3 separate regions of the Mus musculus genome follow, and regions 1 and 2 are each linked to region 3. Evidence: chromatin loops called from intact Hi-C (ENCODE). Cell type or tissue: heart. All regions are shown on one strand. Links, peaks and the distances in the headings refer to the core of each region. The heading gives the core; the rest is flanking DNA.

What was found. Hi-C counts contacts between places; a loop is a spot of excess contacts. Peaks named below come from ENCODE experiments on the same cell type or tissue, not always from the same donor. Only the 100,000 strongest peaks of a DNase experiment are listed, where the experiment ranks them.
Region 1: a loop joins it to region 3, with 3 times the contacts of the local background. A loop is called at or near these places in 30 of 42 quality-filtered maps.
Region 2: a loop joins it to region 3, with 2.1 times the contacts of the local background. A loop is called at or near these places in 5 of 42 quality-filtered maps.

The regions. Positions count from the first base shown.
Region 1 is chr1:13,123,348-13,131,032 of GRCm38, reverse strand. Prdm14 (PR domain containing 14) reads left to right here and starts at 3,870. Exons shown (of 8, transcript NM_001081209.2): 1 at 3,870-3,923; 2 at 5,177-5,867; 3 at 6,361-6,414; 4 at 6,513-6,670. The coding sequence starts at 5,198. In heart, for the core only: no CTCF peak of the experiment used is centred there; no DNase peak of the experiment used is centred there; H3K4me3 peaks cover 1,379 bases; H3K27me3 peaks cover 3,540 bases.
Region 2 is chr1:13,655,979-13,663,663 of GRCm38, reverse strand. Lactb2 (lactamase, beta 2) reads left to right here and starts at 3,155. Exons shown (of 7, transcript NM_145381.2): 1 at 3,155-3,335. The coding sequence starts at 3,214. In heart, for the core only: a CTCF peak has its summit at 3,703 (motif pointing right); a DNase peak (open chromatin) is centred at 3,113; H3K4me3 peaks cover 1,654 bases; H3K27ac peaks cover 1,927 bases.
Region 3 is chr1:13,047,036-13,054,720 of GRCm38, reverse strand. No RefSeq gene overlaps it. Among named protein-coding and RNA genes, the nearest start is that of Gm39592, 54 kb to the left of the region's middle. In heart, for the core only: CTCF peaks have their summits at 2,555 and 4,397 (motif pointing left); no DNase peak of the experiment used is centred there; H3K27me3 peaks cover 2,766 bases.

The sequences.
Region 1 (7,685 bases), core at 1,180-6,179, 77 kb before region 3:
TTCTTTCTTTCTTTCCTTCTTTCTTTCGATCTACTTACTTATTTTATGCATATGGGTACGCCATTGCTCTCTTCAGACACACCAGAAGAGTGCATCAGACCCCACTGCAGATGGTTGTGAGCCACCATGTGGTTGCTGGGAATTGAACTCAGGTCTTCTGGAAGAGCAGTCAGTGCTCCTAATCACTGAGCCATCTCTCCAGCCCAATGCTAGAGTTTCTTGCAAGTACAAGGGCCTTTCTTATGGAGAAGCCTTGGAGACCTAGCAGGTATCATTCTTGATATCACAAGGCTGCCACTCCAAGACTTAACATCACAAGACTTGCCACTGCCAAGTCTATGGCCGAGAATGTCTTACCTGCTGTCCCATCACTCCTGGGAGAGCACGCCCTTAAGAGGCAAGAGCAAGCTCATTCTTACTGGAGATCAAACTCTGGGCTTCATACATAATACTACGCAGAGGCTTGGCTCTGTCAGTGAGCACAGCCCCCTGCTGTGGGGTAGAATATAGCTTGATTACAGTTTGCTTTCTTACATAGAAATTTGTCCCTATCAAAGAGCTAAGGCCTTGGCAGTTCCCCAAAGCATACCTACTGTCTTAGTATGGTACCTCACTCCTTCATTCCCAGCCAGCACTTAGGAGTCAGAGGCAGGCAGATCTCTGAGTTAAAGGCCAATCTGGTCTACAAAGTGAGATTCAGGACAGCCAGGGTTACACAGAGAAACCTTGTCTTGGAAAAAAAGGAAGAAGGAAGGAAGGAAGGAAGGAAGGAAGGAAGGAAGGAAGGAAGGAAGGAAGGAAGGAAAAGGAAGGGAGGGAGGGAGGGAGGGAGGGAGGGAGGGAGGGAGGGACAGAGGGAGGGAGGGACAGAGGGAGGGAGGAACAGAGGGAGGGAGGGACAAAGGGAGGGAGGAACAGAGGGAGGGAGGGACAAAGGGAGGGAGGGACAGAGGGAGGGAGGGAAGGAGGAAAGAAGAGAGGGAGGAAGGGAGAGAGGGAGGGAAGAAGGAAGGAAGGAGAAACAAAGAGAAAGATACTTGCTGTATGGTTTCATTGATATGAAGGAGAATGAGGGAGGGTGCTGATGACTCTTAAAAGGATTTGTGCGGCTGGGTGTGTGGTACATACCTTTAATCACATTTGGAAGGAAGATCTTAGTGAGTTTGAGGCATGCCTGGTCTGTGTAGCAAGCTGGAGGGTAGCCAAGACTATACAAAGAGATACTCTCTCAAAACAAGCAAACAAAACAAAGGTCTGTGTGGATATCTGACCAAGAACCTATATAGACGGGATTTTGCTAATTGGACATAGTATTAAACTGACTGCTAATGACGTTTGTTATGCCTATAAAGTAAGGCCTCCTCTTTAGGGGTCGAACCCCTTTCACAGAGGTTGTCTAAGGCAATTGGGTGGTTGGGGAAGGAGGGGGGTATTTGGCGAGCTGGGAGATGAGATGGCATAAATATGATCTGAACACATTATACAACATTCCCAAAGAACTAATAAAGTGGTAAACCCATCAAAACAATGAAAGTTTGGTATAGAAACTGGGTAATCCAGGGGTTTTCTACCTAGGAACTGCTTCAAGGCTGGGTGGGAAGCACACACTGGTATCTGTGTAACTGTTTCCAGAAGTTGCTTCAAACATTGTTTAAAAAAAAAAAAAAAAAAAAAAAAAGGACAACGGTTTAAATACCAGGCAGTTGGAATAAAGTCGACCCTAACTTACTGATGAGAAGTGGAAGCAACTGGGTGGTAAGAAAAACTGCAGCAAAGTATAGGTAGAAGTTAACAGGCTGCCTTCTTGGTTAAGAGTGCTAGCTACTCTTCCAGAAGACCAGGGCTAATTCCCAGAGCATACATAAAGGGCTCACAACCATCTGTAACTCCAACACCCCCCCCACACACACACACACACACAAACACCCGTATGCAGTCAAGGCTCTCCCCAGGGGTCAGATAACCAACTGGTGCACAGACAAAACAGCCACACACATAAAATAATTCTCAAAGTCTTGAAAATTAAAGTATAATTCTGTTTTTATCATAAATGCTATATATGTACACCTCTAATCATAGCAACTGGAAGACTGAGGCAGAAGGATTGAATTGGCCGTAAGTCTGGGTTACGTCGTGAGAGCAGCTGTAAAGAATAGGGAGAAGGGAGGGGAAGAGGGGAGACTGGTATGCAAACTATTGAATAACCAAACAAACGAGGGCTCTATGTCTCTTTAGCTGGTCTGGCCCTCCCTACTGTGCAGGTATATTTGCCTCAATGGTTATCTTATGGAAAAGGCAGAGCCCTGGATCTCTAGCCATTCCCACTTCGTTTCGGAAAATAAAGCGCTGCCTCACCCTTCGGATCTGTCCTGCAACTGTGAAATGATTATGGATGCTAACCCTGTAGATCAGCACAACCGCACTTGATGCTACGTCTTCGGTGCTCAGGCCCAGGGAGGGCAGAATGTATTGCTCTCCGAAGCCCGCGCATATTCGCTCGCGCATATTCCTGCTCTTCTCATGCGCCTCCTCACCGGGGACACAGGCAGAATCAGTTCATGGGGCTCTAAAGGGACCAAGGGGACAGGAGACCTCCATTCTCTGCTAGTTTTGGAACTCCGGGCGGCTTCCCATTTAACCTCGTTTTATGATTAGTAATCAAATCACTATCAGTCCGGAGGAGAGACTGAGTCTCTCTCCTCACTCATCACAGCGGTCCCCCCCCCTCGTGACAGGCCCAAAGAGGAACTGGAATGGTGTGGAACCTGACCAAGGTCACCAGCTTCGGCGCGGTTTTCTCCACCCTAGGTGCTTAGACCTGCGGATGTGAACGGGATTAAACGCCCCTTTCTCTCTATTCATCGCTTGCAAGGAGAATAAAAATGCAGTCGTTGAGCACAGTTACAGTCTGGACCTAGGTTCTCAGAGCCTCGGGTCAAGGTCGCAAGCCAGGGTCAGCGGAGAAGGTGTCCTGTGAGGAGATTAGTTCTCCCCTACCAAGAAATAAAAGCTGCAGAAAGGGCAAAAGGACCCCCGGGGCCTCAGAAGCGTCTAACGCCTAACTTCTCAGCCTACCTGGTTCTCTGACAAATTTGACCAAGACTAAGAACAAGCTTGGCCTCCTAGACGCCAGTCTGTATGTGTGTGTGTGTGTGTGTGTGTGTGTGTGTGTGTGTGTGTGTGTGTGTGTGTGTGTATCTGTGTGTGTCTGTGTGTGTGTGTCTGTGTGTGTATCTGTGTGTGTCTGTGTGTCTGTGTGTGTGTGTCCTTGTGTGTGTTGGAGACCTTGCTTAGGCAACAATTGTTCCGTGTGAGAGTGGGGGCTGTGTGTAGGTGTCATTATTCATCGCTCTCAGCTTCCTACACCCATCCTTTTAGGGTGTAGTGTGTGTGAGGGCACAGAAGAATTTATTGGGTCCCCAGGGTAACACTTGTTTAGTTCTCACGCCGACACTTCTGGGTTTGTGTGCGTGTGTGGTGTGTGCATGTGTGCACGTGTGCGTTTACACACAGAAGGTGAACACTGGTTAGCATTTGCTACGCTCTGGCCTTGGGCAACATTTGCCACACTATGATTTCCTGACGTTGCTAGACTGAATCAACAACAACAACAACAACACCTGCCTGTGCAAGATGGGCAATCGCACTTCACAGGATTCCAGGGAACGGTCAAGAGAACTGTTAGGTTAAGTGGGTGATCTCTGGGGACCTGGGGAGGAATCCAAGCGCTCGCCAATGAGTGTGGTGGGCGGGGAGAAGACTATCAGGGGACCTCCACAGGCCTGATCTCTTCTACTGCCTCCCTCTCCAAGTACCCTGAGGCCGGATCTGCACCCTCCCTCTTAAAGCCTGCACAGCCTTCGGGGGTTTCAGAAGTCTAGGGTCCCGAGACCCAGCGGGTGCCGCCCTAGCCTTGGCCTGAGGTAGGTAGGTCTTTGGCCCGCTGGAGGGACCTACCCCGAAGGCTACAGGCTTCCAGCACGGCTGGGAACAGTGCTCTGTAATCGCTTTCAAAATTCGTTTTGCAGTTGTTTGGTTGTTTTTGTTTTTTCTTTGTTTTACTTAGTTAGTTGTTTTTGGCTTTGTTTTTGTTTTAAACTTCGTAATTGGATTTTGGCTTTCCACCTCCGGAGTCGCTTGTCTTGGGAGTTAGAGCCTGCGCTGTTCGGGGCTCAGGGGGAGATAGACGGAGAGGCCTGTGTGGTGGCTGACCTCGCCCCCTGACCCTATGTTCTTTAACATCTGAGTCACGACCCGGGTTGTTTTCCTTATTGGACACATTGATCCCTGATCTTAAAATCCTCGGACCCTACGGGTCTTCACTCCTTAGCCCTGCTGTGTGGCTACTGAGAAAGAAGCATTTCGGGGGCCAGGGCCGCCGCGGCCAGGTCGGCGACAACCGAGACATCTCTCTGCTGCCTGGCTTGGGACTTGTCATCCCGGAGTCTCCAGAGGCGACCTAGGTTGAGATGGCTAGGGTTGCCAAGAGATTGGAGATGTGGCGGGAAGGGGCGCTGGGCGTGGGTCTCTAGAGGGAGGACGAATACCGCTCCGCTCCCCTCGGTGCTGTTGGGACCGCCGGGGTCGCTGACGTTTCGCTAAACTCCTTGGGGTGCCGAGTCGACTCAGAACCCCTTCTGCACTGTCCCACCGAGAGCGCACACTTCTCCTATCTCGGCTGCATACTCAAGAGCGCCTGAAGCCACTGCCTGCTCCGAAACCGGTGCAGGGTCGTGCCCTAGTAGCTTGGCTAAAAAAATTATATTAAAAAAAAAAAAAAAAAGACGCTCGTAGAGACCTAGGCGGGTGGTTCGTTTTGTTGGGCTGATAATTAAGAGAGACGGAATTGAAACCCGTTTTGTAGGAGCCGGGTTGAGGGCTTGGGAGCGGGGGTCACCGGCATTCCTTAGTCAAGGTGGTTTAGGGAGCAAAAGAGAAGGCGACCTGAGCCAGCACCTTTCAGTCGGGTGACACCAAGGCAGATTTTCGTTAGAGGTTTGAGACGTTTGGCTTTTTAGTTCGGTTTGGTGTGGGAGTTTGTGCCTTTTGTGTTACTTTTTTCGAGCTAGGATTGGCGGGATCGAATTGGGAACTTTGTTCATTGACTTTGATGGGGTGGAGGGAAGTAGTTAAGATCACCTAGGACCCCTCACTCAGCCAGCTCGGTTTCCCACAGATCCGCAAAACTCAGCTTGCGATGGCCTTACCGCCCTCTGGTGAGACCCAGTCCCAGGACAAGGCGAACTACCTGCCCCAGAGCAACCCTCACCACCTGACTACCTACTACGCGCATGCCCCAGGCTACAGTCACTTTAGGAACCTCGCCACCACCGAGGAGGAGTTTCAACCTTGGAAACTGGCAGCTGCAGTGCTTGAGTCCCAGGCGATGGCCCCTCTTGATGCTTTTCGGATGACTGCTCCCTTGTTGAACCCGGGTCTGGCTGTTCAGAGCGAGCCGCTCTACAATCTGCCCTGGTACAAATTGTCACCATGGAACCGAATTCCTCAATTCACTCCCGAAGTACCACGATTTCTAGACAGCACTGAGCATAGGAGCAGCGGTTCCAGCAACCAAAATTTGGTCCTCGGCGGCGGCGGTGGCCAAATCAGTGGTCAGAGGTGGGAAGCTGAAAATTTACTTCTGCCATCCCCGGTAATTGCTTCCCTACTACCTGATGGAATTAAGTCGTCCCAGTCAATATCTGTCCCCCAAACCTTGAATCAAGAGGGGAAGCTGCCGTTTTGCGGCTTCAACTTCACAGAGGAGGAACTGAGCTTCGTTCTGTATGGAGCCATCGCTAGTCCGGAGCACCCAACCGACTTACAGCATGCAATTTCAGGCATCCTGGTTCCCACAGAGAGTTCTGGTAAGGAAATCTACATTTTGGGTCTGGGTTGGTTGGTACAGGTCCGGACCACGCAGTATTAAAACATGGATGTATGTTGGGGCGAGTGTCTCTCTAAACCGCCTTCTCTGCTGGCTTCTCATGGTCCTCCTTGCCTAACCGTGTAATTCCTGAGATTGCTTTTAGTGAGCTCTGAGGACTAAGAGCCAAGTGGTTTCCCTCGGTGGCTTTAGGAATGTACAAAGTATCTACATGATGGTCTCCAGAAATTCACACCTGGCAGCTCTTTACCTCAGAAAGCATTGTCTCTGACTCTCAAGTTTGCAAAATGGAGTTCATTACCCACCAAACCTCCCCCAAAGGGTTTTTTTGAGGCTCAAATGAGCAACAGTGTACAAAAAGCCTGTGTCAATGATACAGCAGCAGTAAAGGGTAGAGGATAAATGTCCAATGTAAATCCTCTCTAGGGACTGAGGGAACCCTGTCGGGAAGGCAACTCACTGTCTTTTTCTAGGGTCTAATCATCTTCATAAAACCCTGGACAAAGACTCCCTCCAGCTTCCGGAAGGTAGGCTGCACTCCTTGCCTGGATTTATTTCCCACAACTAATGTTGACTCACTGCCCAGGCTCATTCTCCTTTCCTCTCCTGCCTCGGGTTCACCTAGGTCTCTGCCTCATGCAGACCTCATTTGGTGATGTGCCACACTTTGGCGTGTTCTGCAGCGACTTCATTGCCAAAGGAGTGAGATTTGGACCCTTTCGAGGTAGAGTGGTCAATGCCAGCGAAGTGAAGGCACACAGGGACAACTCTCGGATGTGGGAAGTAAGTGTGTTTCTGGGGGTGGGGGGTGCTGAATTTGGGGAGGACGACCTGAGGTTGGGGGAGGCGGTACCCTTGAAGGCCTTTATTGAGAAAGACATTGGTGTTCGCTCCAGCAGGACCTCACTCTGCATGAAATCCACGTTGTAGTGGGTGAAGCAACTTTAATCTGTACAGATCAGACATGGAAAGTACATTTAAAGAATTACCACTGTGTGTTTTATTTACAGGCAAACCAAGTGTTTTAAATATGATAGAGTGTTAAAAGCATGCTACAGGAAAGAAAGACAAGTTTTAGACTTTCATGTTACTTTCTTGTAAAATTAGCCAAGGATTAACAAAACAAATAAAGCAAGTTAGTGCCTGTCTAAGGGAGGCTGCTGAGACAGCAGCTTCTCGTTTACAGGACCCACTTGTCAGAATAACCAGGTAACTTAAAATCTGAAAGCCCTGACCCTGGACTTCTAGCAATATACTTTAGGATGATAACCTGTGATTTTGGCAATGTGGAAGAGCTGAATTAAACAGTAATTTATACTAAACTGTACTTAAACTAAGCTGCGGCACTAGCTGCCCGATCCCACGCCTCCACACTGGGCAGAAGAGAAAGAATCCTCCGCAGCTCATCCCAAAGGGCTGGGCTCAAATAAGACCTAGTTAGTTCCCTTACCCTTGCTTATAAAACTAACGTACACCACAGTAGAAACTCAGGGATCGAGAATGTGATAAGGGCATGAATTCATTTTTAAAGTATGTTGTTAGCCAGGCGTGGTGACGCACACATTTAATCCCAGCACTAGGGAGGCAGAGGCGGGCAGATTTCTGAGTTCGAGGCCAGCCTGGTCTACAAAGTGAGTTCCAGGACAGCCAGGGCTATACAGAGAAACCCTGTCTCTAAATAAATAAATAAATAAATAAACCCTGTCTCTAAATAAATAAATAAATAAATAAATAAATAAAGTATGTTGTTACATAGTCTATAGAGGAACTGGAGAAATGCTTGCCTGGTATGCCCAAA
Region 2 (7,685 bases), core at 1,042-6,041, 610 kb before region 3:
GACACACGGAAGCAGTCTGAGTAACATCAAGGTCTTACTGTCTTGAGAAAGGCCCAAGGCTTAAACGCACAAGCAAGAGGGGAAGTACAAGTACTTATCAGCGGGAGGGGTGGGGCAGTGGAAATTTTTCTTTTGGCAGCTACACGGGGAAGCAGGAACTTGGTGGTATCAGGGTGTGGTCAGGACATCTGGCGCTGACTTAGGGCTGGAACATTCTGTGGTTCTCGGAACGGTGCATCGGTGGCCCACTTTTGACCCCCTTTTTTTCTTGGGGGGAGAGGCCCAATTCATAGATCAGGACAATAGCATTGTCTTAATAGCTCCCAACACAATTCCAGAGCGTTAGAGCCCATTAATGGTGGACCAAAAGCATAGTGGCAAGTGGCTGCGGCAGCAGCTGAGAACTCACATCTCAACACACAAGGAAGAGGCAGAACGGGAGCTCACAACTCAGCACACAAGCAGAAAGAAACTAACTCAAAACGCACAAGTCTTCTGGAACCTCAAGGCTCAAGCCCAGTGACACGCCTCCCCCAGCAAGGCCACACCTCCTAATCCTCCACTAATAGTCCCACCAAGTGACTGGAAGCCTAGTTTTTACTCTACAAAGCAGTGGTTCCATATCTGTGCCAGCGTGTTGATTTGCTTATTCTCTACATATTGCTCTTAGAGACCTCAAATTTTGTTCTAAATCTTTCAACTTTTTAGGACCCTAATATCTGTGGGACATAAAACCATGCCAGGAAGTTTGAGACCTATGCAGGTTGAGACCCAGAGACTCAGTGGACACACCTGAGACTTAAGCAACTTCCTGCCCTTGCCAGACCCCTGGCCTGGAACACCCACCATGCTTCTCACTTAAAAGAAACTTGTCCTATGGTCATATAGGCCCAAAGCAGAGTTCTCCATGCTAATGAGGTACCTAGAGGCCCAGAAGGCTTCACCAATAAGCTTTCCTTCCCAAACACTCCTCCCTGTAAAAGGCACTGAATCTCAGTTCCACTCTGAGTAGTAGGATATGGTTTTATGCATTCATTTTCTTCCATGACAATAAACTATTTAGAACCATGCATGAACTGTTTCTTTTATCAAGATCTACCATAGTAAGTCATGAAAAAGGCATTCAACTACAGAGACACAACTTAATTCTCCTGCAAAAAGCCTCTCTGCACGTCCAATGACAACCACTATGAAGCCTGCCTCTGCCAATCTGAGGACAATCACCCATGGGACAAGCCAGAGCTCCCCTTTCTCCTCCCCCACCCCCACCCCTGGATTAGACACTGGTCCCAACTCTGTGGGCCTCCAAATCTGTTCTTGGCTCTTCTGTGATTGATTCTCAGCTGTGCCTGGATGTATGTCCAAAAGTCTGAGAAACCCACAGCCCTGGCCTCATCGCAGGCCCAGGGACCCCAGAACCAGTTCCAGCTTTCCCACATCTCAGACTGTGGTTTCCCACCCCTGAAGCTGTGTCTTGGTGCTTCCCTACAGCACTGCACCCATCCCACCAGCTGTAGACACAGTCAAACTCTCCAAGAGGCCATGCCCAGCGGACGCAGACCAACATATATCCATGCACTAGACTCCACTCAAGTAAGCATGCAGTCGCATACTTCACAGAGAAAGACAGCCTTACTGGGTTGTCCCAGACTGTCCACCCAGGTTTTTCTTCTACATAGTGAATTCAGTCTTGGTTGTGTGCCTCAGCATTTGCTGGAGGAGCCATATTCCTAAAAGGAGTAGGCTAAGGTAGTGAATACACTCTACATCTCTTTTGTGGTATATATTCATCATAATTTGATGGATATCTTAGGATCTGTGCATTTTCTTATAAGTAACTTATAACTAAAAATTTTAAAGTGGGAAGCAATGCTTAATACTTGCTGATTGGGAAAGGCAGAGAAAATTGGAAAAGACAGAGCAATTATATCACTTTCACCTTGGACACTAAACCAACCTATTTCCCTTGGCAAGGGTAGGATAGAGAGGAGATAAACAAGCCCCTCCACTCTGCGCAGATAGCACCATGTGCTCATGTAAAACAAGTGGAAGCAGAGCTTGGCTCTCCCAAACTCCAATTTACATTTATAAAATGGGGGGAAATTGTGCCTGTTAAGAGTTAAGAACTGCCGGGTGGTGGTGGCGCACGCCTTTAATCCCAGCACTTGGGAGGCAGAGGCAGGCATATTTCTGAGTTCAAGGCCAGCCTGGTCTACAAAGTGAGTTCCAGGACAGCCAGGGCTACACAGAGAAACCCTGTCTCGAAAAAAAAAAAAAAAGAGTTAAGAACTACGTGGGATTTTAAGAGTAGATAACTAATGGGGTTTGGGGCGATAGATCAGTTATTAAAGTGATTGCCTTATAAGCACGACAAGCAGAGGCTGATCCCCCAGAACCTATGTAAAAATGTGGGGCATGGTGTCTCATTTTTATAATGCCTGTACTGGGGAGATGGAGACATGGGAATCTCTGGGGCTGTCAACCGCTGGCCAGTCTGGCCTGGGTGGCAAGTCAACACTGGTGAAGGGTATGCACAGTTCCTGAGTCACCTGAAATTGTCAAATTGTCTTCTGGCCTCTGCAGATATGCACAGTCGCTTTTATTTTCTTTCTTTCTTTTCTTTACTTTTTTTTTTTTTTCCTGTTGTTGAGGATTAAAAAGTAATGTTCGGAGGTGGCCCTTGGCTAGACGCACACAGGTACAAGTAAGCATTGGTTGCCATCATTTATTGTAAAAGGTAAGCTATTCTTCAAATCACCAGCCTGCCATTCCTTCCTAAGTTGGTGACTCAGTAAATACTCCCCATACCTGCCTAGCTTGTGACCTTCCCTCCCCCACTTCTGGAGGTTAACTTCAATGAAGTAACTGCATTCTTCTTTATGGATATGTAAAGCTACTTGGAAACAAGGCTCAGAGACACAAGAAGCTCAGCGACGGAGCCGGCTGAGGCCAGTGCGGGCGGGTCAGGCCACCTCATGCCACAGTCACCGCGAACTCATCCCTCCACCCCACCCCCGTCACTTGGCTGACGGGCGTGCCAGCAAGTCGTAAGATAGTGGCCGCCAATCCGCTCCGGGCCACTGAGCGAAGTCCCACGTGATCCGCGCCGGGCCTGACGTCACGAGACCGCCGCCCTGCCCTCCGAGCCTGAGGTCGCAGCACGCTGAGTGACTTGGAATTCGGGTGCCGGCGGTCACCGAGGTAGATAGAGAGATGGCTGCCGCTCTGCAGCGCATCGAGCAGCTGTCCAGTCGGGTGGTGCGCGTGTTGGGCTGCAACCCGGGTCCCATGACCCTGCAAGGCACCAACACGTACCTGGTGGGGACCGGCAGCAGGTAAACGCCACCCCCGAGCCCCCGCAGCTCACGCAGTCACGTGGCAGGGAGGCAGCGAGAGGCCAGGCTAGCCCCCAGCGCGTCCCCGAGCTCTGCGGAGGACAGAGGGTGTAAGAAAAGCACAGGCTTCCCAAGTCTGACTCACAGTTTACTTGCTGTCTCGCTGCCCGCAGGTGGTGACCGAGTGAGTTTACCGTAGCCTGTGTGTTAGTGCACACTTGAAATCCAGTGTTTGGAACGCAGAGGCAGGAGGTCGCCCCCAGTACGAGGCCATCCTAGGCTACATAGCCACTTTCAGGCTTGGTTGGGTCATATAACTAGGCCCTTAAAAGTTTACTGTAAGCAATTGACTATACTAAATCCAGTCTCTTACAGTAGAGGGCAGAATTTGCTTCTAGTTCAACCGGAGTCTAAACCCGACAGAGCAACCCAGCCTGTGGGTAGGAGAAACTAACTCTTGCTTTTTCTACTAATCGTGTATGACAAGCATATCTTGTTTGCGTTTAAAGTCTCTATTATATTAACTCTTCTAGAGTAAAGGATATTTACAAGCATCGGACTCTAAAAGTAGACATAAAAGGTTTAGCCCAGAGTGAATCAGGCCAGGGGAAAGTACGGGACCTTTAGGCTTCCGGCATGCTTTTAGCAGCAGAGTGCCTAACCTCTAGAGTATGGTCTGAGCCCAGGACAATCTCTTCGATGTGCCACTTTAAACCCATTCTGAAGTCAGCACCTAAGCCGGAAATTGCAAATAGTCTGAATAACCCTGGAGAATGCCCTGCTGGAGTTTGCTGTATGGTTCCAGGACATTCAACACAGCCTGCTTTTCTTCGAGGGTTAAAATAGATGGCTGGTTTCTATGCAAACTGGATGAAGAAGTTACTAAGATGAACAGTTGCTAAGCACAAATGTTCACTGGAATCATATATTGTACTTAAGTAATAGTTTTATTTTTATAGGCTCTTTAGGTAGTAAGTAATGGTAAAATAATTAACGTGCAGATGATGCTACTCAAACTAAAGGGTGATTAGAAACAAATATTAACTGGGTCCAAAGCAGATGTTCAAGACTTGTGTCCACTGCTCCGCATCACAAAAAGGTCTAAGATGATAGGTGGCACTATATCATTGAACTCATTTTTACACTTCTGTTTCTGCTAACTTTGGGGCTCATTGGCCAATCCCTCCTTGCTGACACAACATCCTCTCTAGCTGCTGGTCTCTCATTCTCCATCTTTATCAGAGTTTTGTACTTCTCTAAATGCAATCCTAACTTCATGCTATTCAGTTACAGTTGTGTGTCATGCATGCGTATGTGTGTGTGCAAGTGAGTGTGTATGTGTGTGTGTGTGTGTTTTCTTAACTCTCCCCCATTACCTGTGCTCTTCAGACTGAACCCTACTAAAGTGAAGCACAGGCCTTCCTGAGTTGATCTTATAAACAGAACCATCACTGTATTTGAGCAAACAAAACGCTTAAACACTCCTTAACATTTTTCTCCTCCTGGCACACATCCAAGCCATCTTGGCAATGTGGTTTTGACTTCTATTAACCCATTCAGTTCTTGCATAGATGTCTGCACTAACCTCCTAACTGGGTTACCTGCCTCTGCTTTTATCCCTCAGCCCATTCTCCCAAAGGCAGCCATCTTGTTCACCCTCTGGCCCAGCCATGCAGCCTTCCTAGTGTCCCAGATGAGGCATATTTCGCCCTCCAGACTTTAAGTTCTCTTCCGATTTTTTCCACTTCACTCACTCTTTAGAGCTCACGTAAAATGTCAGTTCCTTGTGGAAGTTAGCCCTGACCTCTTAGACAATATTGTAATGCACTGTAGGTTTTGTGGTGTTTATCTCAACTGTAGTTTTTGGTTTTTGGTTTTAAGTTTAAGGTCTGTAATGTATGAAATCCACTGTCTCTCTCTACTTGGTTATCCCACTGTAATGGAAGATGAGCCAAGGTTTATTTTCATATTCCCAGCCCCAAGCCTTGGACAGCAGAAGTGGCATAGTGAATCCTTACTGAATATTTGCTTACATTTTTTTTCTCTTAATTTTTGCTTTTGTTTGCTTCTTGGAGTACTGACAGCTTTAGCTGTCCTTTGTCCTTTGTTCTGGTCAATTTGTAGACATCACAGTTCACTAAAACCCTGGTAGACCTACCCTGACATTAAAATGCCCTTACTCAATAGTCTTTTCCAGGGTATATAACAGTCTTCCTCTGTTCAAGAGCCACTGATGGCTGAAATTCTAACCTTCCCTGTCTAAATGACTTTGAGGACAGATTTTGTGTACTATAGCAGAAGAAAGGGCCGTATAATTTAAGCTATTTTCAGTGTGGATATTACTTTGAGAACTTCGTATTTTGAGTACTGTATTTATAGGATTTGTTCCTCCCTGTCCTTCCTCCAACTTCTCTCCGATTCGTGGACTCTTTTATGTAAGTGTCATGGTTACATATATAATTATATAAACACCACCTGCTGAGTGCTTTCTTTATTGCTCCTATGCATCTGTTTAGGACTGACCACTTACTATGGTGTGTGTGTGGGTGGGGGCTCCCTGGAGGATTCACTGATTCTTCCCAGCACCATTGACTGCCTGTAGCTCTTTCTCTAGGGCTGCAGCCTTGTGAGACTTCTTCCATCCATGTTAGCATGTCAGCTGCTATTGTCATTTTTCAGGTCTTGTTTAGCCAGCGATCATATGGTTGAAATTTCATGAGTGTTGTATGTGGAAAACACTGTCTTGGAGCAGACATCCTGATTCTCTTGCTTTTACAAGTCTCCCCAGCCACCTTCCTCAGTATTCTCCAACCCTACATGTTGGGGTTGTATTGTAGATGCATCAACTAGGGTTGGACACTCTGGTCAACCACCTTTGCCTGCTTTAGAATCTTGACTGTTTCCTCGCTTGTGAGACTTGGGGTGAGATAATTATCTCACTAACATGGTCTTTTATCTATACAATGAATTATATAAGATCTTTTTCATAGGGATATTATGCAGACACAATGAAATCTCAATAAAAGTATTAAAAACAAAATTTAATCCTGAGGAAAGCGCATTACAGTGTTGGTTATAGCTTCTGCTTCCTTGTACTACATTAACACTAGGCTCATAGTGTAAGGTGGTCAACAGTGCCGATGGTTTTGGGTGAGTGACAGCAAAATGGACAAAGGGCAGTTAATAGATATCTGAATATTGATATAATATTTCATTAATATAAAATTCCTATAAAACAATTGATTCTACTAACTCAGTTGAGTATTTCTCTATTCATATAACAGATCATGTGTCTGAATTGTTCCGGGCACTGAGTTCTGCTTAATGAATCACTCCTAGGCCTCTGCAGATCCATCTACAGTGTTCTCTTGAGCTCTTTATGAATACAGCTTGCATTTGCAAAGAGACCTCCTGATGTAGGGCTGCCGTCTATGACTGTAGGTAGTGGAGTGATCCACACACTCAGAGATGACTGAACCTCACAGTAACTGTGCTTGGACATTACACAGCGAATGACCAGAACTAGTTTTCTAATCTAGAGCTGAGGCATTATGCCATGAGGAATGATTTCAGTGCTAGCTAAAGTAGTGCTGTCCCCCATCGTTGGACCTTGTATAAGCCTGAAAGACCTGGGATAAATCACTTAGCCTGTCTCAAGCCATGTTTCTCTACAAAATATTGCAATAAACTCCCTGGAGTTGATATGAAGAGTAAGTTATAATAAATATGAGTTTAGTTCTAAAATGCTGTGTTATATTTTCCTCCTTAATAGTTGTTCAAACTCTTTCTTTTTTTTCCTTCAATTTATAGCCTCTGGTTACTGCTCCATTCTGAGCAGGCTGTGTTTGTGCCAGGCCTTGGAGAAGTCCTGTTAGCCTCTATCCAAGAGTCCTTCCTTTGCTAGAACTGGTTAGGCTACCGAAAACAAACAAACAAAAAACTGCAAAGGCCTGGGAGCCACTTTCTCAACCCCCAAGAGGCTTTTTACTCAGACTTTGATCTGCAAAGAGACAACACAGGCATTCCAAAAGATCTGTGTTCTGTGTCAGCTAAAGTGTAAACCTGTTTATTCGCTCTGTTGGTTTTGTTATAACTTTTGGTCACTATGATATAGTCTGGACTATAACATTTTAAATTCAGTGTCAGATGTTTCAAAGCTGCTTCTTAGGAGGAGGGCAAGGCAGTGGTTTAAATGTGTTGATAAGGGACCATGATACAAGGCATGGAAAGATTCCTTTTAAAGACCTTAAGGCCTTCAGAGACCAAAAGTAGTCCAAGCTAGTTAAAGAGCAGTAAGAATTTGGAATAACATTTTAAAACACACAAACACAGAGACAGCAAAAATAAATA
Region 3 (7,685 bases), core at 1,432-6,431:
TTTGGACTTCTGGTGTCCCCCCAGCTTCTGCCTTTAAGCACTGAGACCGAGTGCCCCCCACCATGCCTGGCAAGAAGCTACATTTTCACTGTAAGTGATTGTTCTATATTCAGATTTTTTTTTTTTCCGAGACAGGGTTTCACTGTATAGCCCTGGCTGTCCTGGAACTCACTTTGTAGACCAGGTCGGCCTCGAACTCAGAAATCCGCCTGCCTCTGCCTCTGGAGTGCTGGGATTAAAGGCGTGTGCCACCACGCCCGGCTATATTCAGATTTTTTTTTTTTTTTTAAAGATTTATTTATTTATTATATGTAAGTACACTGTAGCTGTCTTCAGACACTCCAGAAGAGGGAGTCAGATCTTGTTACAGATGGTTGTGAGCCACCATGTGGTTGCTGGGATTTGAACTCCGGACCTTCGGAAGAGCAGTCGGGTGCTCTTACCCACTGAGCCATCTCACCAGCCCTATATTCAGATTTTTGAAAAAAAAAATTATAGTTGTGAAAGTAGATTTAGATAACCAAGCTGTTTAAAATATCCTTAAAATAGTTCTCATAAATTGAATGAGCGTTTGATTTTCCATAAATTAAATTATGTACAATTAAAACTCTATTAAGATGTGTAGCCAAAGAGTCTGCAGTTGTCAGAAGCTGTGTAAGATTCTTTAGTGAGGGAGCTGGCCACAGTGTCAAATAGTAAAGACAGTTTGGAATAGGAAGTTGACTGCTCTGCCATTCACACTTCAGTTAGATTTACTCTAACTAAATCTAGAACTCATCTGAAATCTGGAACATTTTACCCACTCATAGGTAGTAGGAACAGCAGACTGGGTGTGATGGTGAACCTGCATTGTCAACTTGACTGAATTTAGAGTTGCCTTGATTCTAGACAGGTGTGCTGGTGGCCCTCACTTGTAATCTCAGCCTCACGAGGCAAAAGGATTTCCAGGAGTTCCAGGCTAGACTGGGCTACATAATGATTTCCAGACCAACTTGGGCTATAAGGAGTGAGATGCTGTTTCAAAACTCAAAAGCAGAGTCACCATGGAACATATCATTGAGTGTGACTATGGGGATACTTCTAGAAAGGTCTATCTGAGACATGCAGACCCACCTTGAATGTAGGCATCCTGTTTCCTGAGACGGAGTCCCAGACTTAGTGAAAAGGAGAAGGGGAACTGGAAACCAGTTCTCACCAGCCCATCTCTTTGGTGGATGATCCTGGAGGTTCTGGCTACCATTCCTTTACACCATCAAACTGTAATCTCAACACTTGCAAGGTAGAGGCAGGTAAAAATTGGTGAGTTTGAGGCCAGCCTGGTCTACATAGGGACTTCCAGCCAGTCAGGTTTGAGACCCTGTCTCAAAACCAACCAACAAGAAACCAGTGAGCCCAACTCAATCCTTGCTTCCTTAAGTGGTGTGCCAGGTGTTTTGTTCTGGCCACTAGAAAAGCCATGGGTCTGCTGCACGTGTTTAGGAGGCTGTAAAGCAGGGGCCACACAGGGCTTTGGTTCCTGATAATCGACAAGTTGGTCAGCCATTGGAAGAGGAGTAAGGCTCACCCCCAAGTGGAGCATTAGGACCAGCATTGTTGGCGGTCCGTCTTAGGAGCGTTGTAGAAGTCTTCTGGGTTGCCTTGTGAGTTAATGAGCTGCTGACTGTCTCAGAAGAAAGAAAGAAAGAAAGAAAGAAAGAGAGAAAGAAAGAGAGAAAGAGAGAAAGAGAGAAAGAGAGAAAGAGAGAGAGAGAGAGAGAGAGAGAGAGAGAGAGAGAGAGAGAGAGAGAGAGAGAAAGAAAGAAAGAAAGAAAGAAAGAAAGAAAGAAAGAAAGATAGATTTCCATGGCAACACTAGTCTTTGAGCTGGGACAGTCATAACACATTTTGATCCCAGTATCACAAAATCCATTCAGTTTTTTTCTTAGGGACCATTTAGAATTTTTGCTTTTATGTAGGGGACAAAAAAAAAAAAATCCATGCGGACAAAAACAAAAACAAAAACAAACAAACAAACAAAAAGCTGGGCGTTGGTGGCACACGCCTTTAATCCCAGCAGAGGCAGGTGGATTTCTGAGTTCGAGGCCAGCCTGGTCTACAAAGTGAGTTCCAGGACAGCCAGGGCTATACAGAGAAACCCTGTCTCGAAACCAAAACCAAAACAAAAAAATCCATGCGGCAGGAGGGACTTCAGTGTTCCTCCAGACCCCCTTGATGTTTTGCAGAGAGAATATGAACCTTAAGGTTAGGAGGTGGGTCGAGGTCATGCTGCTATTTAACCTTAGAGAGGAGCTTTGAGGGAGCTTGCCCTTCAGTGACTCTTGGCTATGTCCTCCCAAGAGGAGCGCAGCCTTGTTAGAAGGGAGCTGCTAGGTGACACCTCAGGACTGCAGGTGCTGCTTGCTTTCTCACTTACACCGAACAACTCAGAGCCAAGAGCAGCCCTGTAATTCTGGCAGGGGGTAGAGGCAGAAGGAAGAAGAGTTCCCGACAAACCGGACTTGGGCAGAAAGGTCAAAGCTGGGACCCATCACTTGAAACCGGTGTCTGTGCGCCACCTATAGGATTTTTGGAGAAGAAACACAGCATTTTCCTTTTCCTGCAGGTTAATTCTCGAGGCCATTGAGAAATGTACTATTTCTTTCTTTTTAAAAAAAAAACATTTATTTATTACATATAATGTACACTGTAGCTGTCTTTAGACACTTCAGAAGAGGGAGTCAGATCTCATTACGGGTGATTGTGAGCCACCATGTGGTTGCTGGGATTTGAACTTTGAACCTTCGGAAGAGCAGTCGGGTGCTTTTACCCACTAAGCCATCTCACCAGCCCCGTACTATTTCTTTTTTTTTTTTTTTTTTTTTTTTTAAAGATTTATTTATTTATTATATGTAAGTACATTGTAGCTGTCTTCAGACACACCAGAAGAGGGAGTCAGATCTCGTTACGGATGGTTGTGAGCCACCATGTGGTTGCTGGGATTTGAACTCTGGACCTTCGGAAGAGCAGTCGGGTGCTCTAACCCACTGAGCCATCTCACCAGCCCCCCCGTACTATTTCTTAAAACACCAAAGTAGATGATATTTGCTTGCTTTGCAAAGGAAAGCACTAGGAAAGACAGAGAAGGCACCATGCCTCTGGGAGAGCATGGCAGGACCAACGTTTAAAAAGTTCCCCTTCCCATCTCTAAAGATCCCTTGACCAAGCTTTTGACTCCTTTCCATCATGTCCTAGTCTGCTTTCGACTGCTGTGATAAACAACGTGACGAAGTGGGCTAGAAAGATGGATCAGCAGTTAAGAGCACTGGCTGCTCTTCCAGAAGGCCAGAGTTTGATTCGCTGCACACACATGGCAGCTCCTAACTTTCTGTAACTCCAGTCCCAGGGAATCCTCGGCCCTTTTCTGGAATCATTGGGCATCACTGTGCATGAATATGGTGCCCAGACATACTTGTAAGCAAAACACCCATACACATAAAAACAACAACAACAACAACAACAACAAAACAACAATAATAAAAAGTCTACCATGACCAAAAGTAAATTAAGGACAAGTTATCTGGTTTTCAGGGTACAGCTCATCACCGAGGGAAGTCAAGACAGGAACTCAAGGCAGAAGGGAGGAAGGAGAGAGTGGAGCAGAGCCTGCAAAGGAGTGCTGCTTACTAGCCAGTAAACCTGCCTCCTTGTATCACCCAGGACTACCGGCCCAGCAGTGGCACCACCGGGGATGGTCTGGCTCTCCGATATTAATGATTAAGAACATTTCCTACAGACATACTCACAAACGATCTGATGGAGGTAAACCCCCAGCTCAGGTTCCCTCTTCCCAGATGACTCTGGCTGTGTTGACAAAAAACTAACGGTACCAATCCTAATTAGTCTTCCCCTTTGAAACGTTATCGTTCCGTGAGGCAAGAGAATTGTCACAAGTGTAATGTCAACCTGTTGATCAACCTAAAAACGGACTACAGGCAGAAAGGAAGAAAGGCAGGAATCCAGTATTGCCTTTCATAAAAATGAAATTACCAGGAAGTACAATGTACTTCATTAGAGGGTAGCATAACTGAATACTGAGAACAGCACAGGGTCTCCTCTGTAGGCTGGCCAAAGCTCCAGCTATTCTCTTGAGTGCTGGGAATACAGTCATTTACACCGCTCTGCTTCAGGTTTGTTCTAAATGACGGTTGCGATCTGCCCACACAGCCTCACTCACCTTCCACTTCAGTACGAAGCACCCTTGACCGTTTTGTTTTGTTTTTTTTGTTTTCGTGGGGATTGCCACTTCAGTCTCTTTTACCCACGTTCTGGAAACCCTGTTGGCAATCTAGTAATCTGAGTTTGCGGCCAGAAACTGGATGACTTCGGTGTTCTGGCTACCTGCACCGAAGCGCCCTCTGCTGGAAATGTCTAGAATAGTAACCACAATTTGATTTTCTGAGCTGGACGCGGTGGGCATCTGAAATCTCAGATAATTGAGAAGCTGGGGCAGAAGCATCGATTAAGCCTAGAATTTCGATGACATAATGAGATTCACGAGGAGAAAAAGAAGATTCCAGGAAACTTCACTTTCTTTCTCTTTAGCAGGAAAGACGGCCCCCTTTCCTCAGTGAGGGGGAAAGAATCTCACTTCTTCCTTGGGACCCATGTGTACAGAGCGAGCTCTTTTGTGAAGCTGTTATTTCTGGTCCTGGGTGGCTCTGTGCTAGGGAAACGGGTTTGATTCTGTCCTGATGCTGAGAGCATCCTAGAGACAGCATAGTGCTTCAGGGTGATGCAGCACCTGAAGACTTACACCCTCGTTCACAAAAAGATGGGTTCAGGAACTTAGAGTGTCCATCGCTTTAGAAGGGGAGCAATCAAGAGGAGCTATGAAATAGCCAGTGTGGGGAAGAAGAGCGAAGGTCACTCGGGTAACCAAACTGTAGAAACATGAGCTCGGGGCTTTATACTTCCTCGATAGTGAGAGCTTGACGTGACACCCTGCTTTGGCTGAGTAGTAAACAGAGGGTCAACTCACAGACTCCTCTGAACTGTTGGAAACACACAGATGAGATTTGCCAGGGACCACAGTGACTGTTCAGAACTGGCCTCAAGTCTAGACTGGTGGGGAGAGATGAGAGAAGGAGAAGACAGGCTTTGTGTGTGTGTTGTTTCGAGACCAGGTCTTATTAGCCCTGGAAGGCCTCAAACTTCTGAATTCTGGGATGACAGGTGTGTGTAATACCACCGGGGTTATGTAGTAGTGAACCCCAGAATCAAATGTGTACTATGCAAGGAGGCAAGTACCAGTGGGACCATGGCCCCAGCCCTCTCCTCCCTTCTTTGGAAACAAGAGTCTCATGAAGTCCAGGCAGGTCTTTAATTTCTGATCTTCTGCCTCCGCCTCAGTAGGCATTATAAACACGTGACAGCATGCCTGCCTTCTCCTGTCTTATATAGGGCATCCTATTATGACGTTGTCTTAGTCAGGGTTTCTAATCCTGCACAAACATCATGACCAAGAAGCAAGTTGGGGAGGAAAGGGTTTATTCAGCTTACTCTTCCACATTGCTGTTCATCACCAAAGGAAGTCAGGATTGGAACTCAAGTAGGTCAGAAAGCAGGAGCTGATGCAGAGGCCATGGAGGGATGTTCATTACTGGCTTGCTTCCCCTGGCTTGCTCAGCCTGCTCTCTTATAGAACCAAGATTACCAGCCCAGAGATGGTCCCACCCACAAGGGGCCTTTCCCCCTTGATCACTAATTGAGGAAATGCCTTACAGCTGGATCTCATGGAGGCATTTACTCAACTGAAGCTCCTTTCTCTGTGATAACTCCAGCTGTGTCAAGTTGACACAAAACTAGCCAGTACAGATGTCATTGCCATGATGAATGCTCTGAACACCTTTCTTGAAGGAAATAAAAACTCCCTAGTGTTCTTTTAACTTTGCCTCGTTTTGGAATGAAGTCAAGTGACTAAAACATACATAGTTCACTAGATACTTTGAGGGTAAGCTGTGTTTGGTAGGTAAGAACGTGGGCCCACAACACACTAGGGGAAGAATATTGTGTCCAGTTGGGAAGTCCTCCGAGCTGCCTGAGGATACTATTTCTAGCAATGGATTACCTCTGTCTAGGTTGACAAGTGGTCCTTTAAAAAGTTCTTATTGCTCAACTGTGACACAGACACTCCAAAACATGTGGAGCCTCTCTGACCTTGAGCAGAAAATTAAATTATCTGAACAAAAATGTAGAAGCTTGCAAAACAAAATCTGATCTTCCAGTGTAATATGGAAACTGTGAGCCAATGATGTAACGACACTTATGTGTGCAGGCCGCCTCCTTAGAGCAGGTCCCTCGATCATTTCAAGCAGTGGCTGTCAACCTCCCCAACGCTGTGACCCTCTATACAGTTCCTCACACTGTGGTGACCCCCAACCAGAAAAGGATTTTCATTGCTACTTTACAACTGTAATTTTGCCACTGGTATGAATCCCAACGTAAATTCTTTCTGCAGATAGAAGTTTGTTAAGGGGGTCACCACCCACAGGTGGAGAACCAGACGACTCATCCTGAGTTTTTGCAGACCACTTGACCAGGGCATGTTTCCAGAAACAATCAGTGGCAATTCACTGTTCTTTAGAAGCAGAGGAGGGACCACACGCCTGTAACCCCAGCCCACTTGGGAGCGGAGAAAGGAGCATAACATGTTTGAGATAAACCCAGCTACTTAGTGAGATGCCGCTAGAAAATCAAAAGCCAAACAAAACTGATGAGAACAATACGATCAGCATCTTGCCTCAGGTTGTGTGTGTGTTCACGCCTGATGCCTATGTAGCTTGCAGGTTCCTCTCACGCCTTCCCTCTCTTCTTTTTCTTCCTTCGGAGGTAGGTCTTACTCTAGCCCAGGATCTTCATCTGAAGCTCACTGCGCACCTCAGGCTCACCTCAAACTCATGGGTCTCCAGTCTCAGCTTCACCAGTGCTGGTATTGCAGGTACGCATGGGCCACTGCATCAGGAAAACCACTTGCTGCTCCTCCAGAGGATCAGAGCTCAATTCCTGGCACTCAGGTCACAACCACTTGCAATTCCAGCTCCAGGGGATCCAAGACCTCTGCTTCCACAGTAGCATGCTCGTACACACGCATGGGTGCACACACACACACACACACCCCACCCCTCCACACCACATTCTTACACACCCCCCCACATAACCATATAACACCGTCATATATACACACATACACCATTCCCTCACACAAACACACATACACAGCATACCACATCTTATACACACAACACACTCTACACTCTCTCTCTCTCCCTCTCTCTCTCTCTCTCTCTCACACACACACACACACACACACACACCACACTACATCCTCACACCCCCACATCATACCACATCCCATACCCTCTCACACATATACATACACCTAAAAATAAAATAAAACTTTAAATATATATTCAATAAGAGACAATATGACCAACTTAAAATTTAATTCTGCATTTCTGAAAGAAGATTAGCAAAGTCAACATTTGAAGAGTGCCCATACATCACCACGAGAACTTACTTGTTTTTACTGCATGTCGGCTTGCTCTCTTTAGTGTGCGTGACTGTGCACATGCACGGCACTCTAGGAGTCAGTCCTTGCCTTCTAACACATGAGTCCTGGGAATCAAATCAGGTTGTCTGTCTCAGTG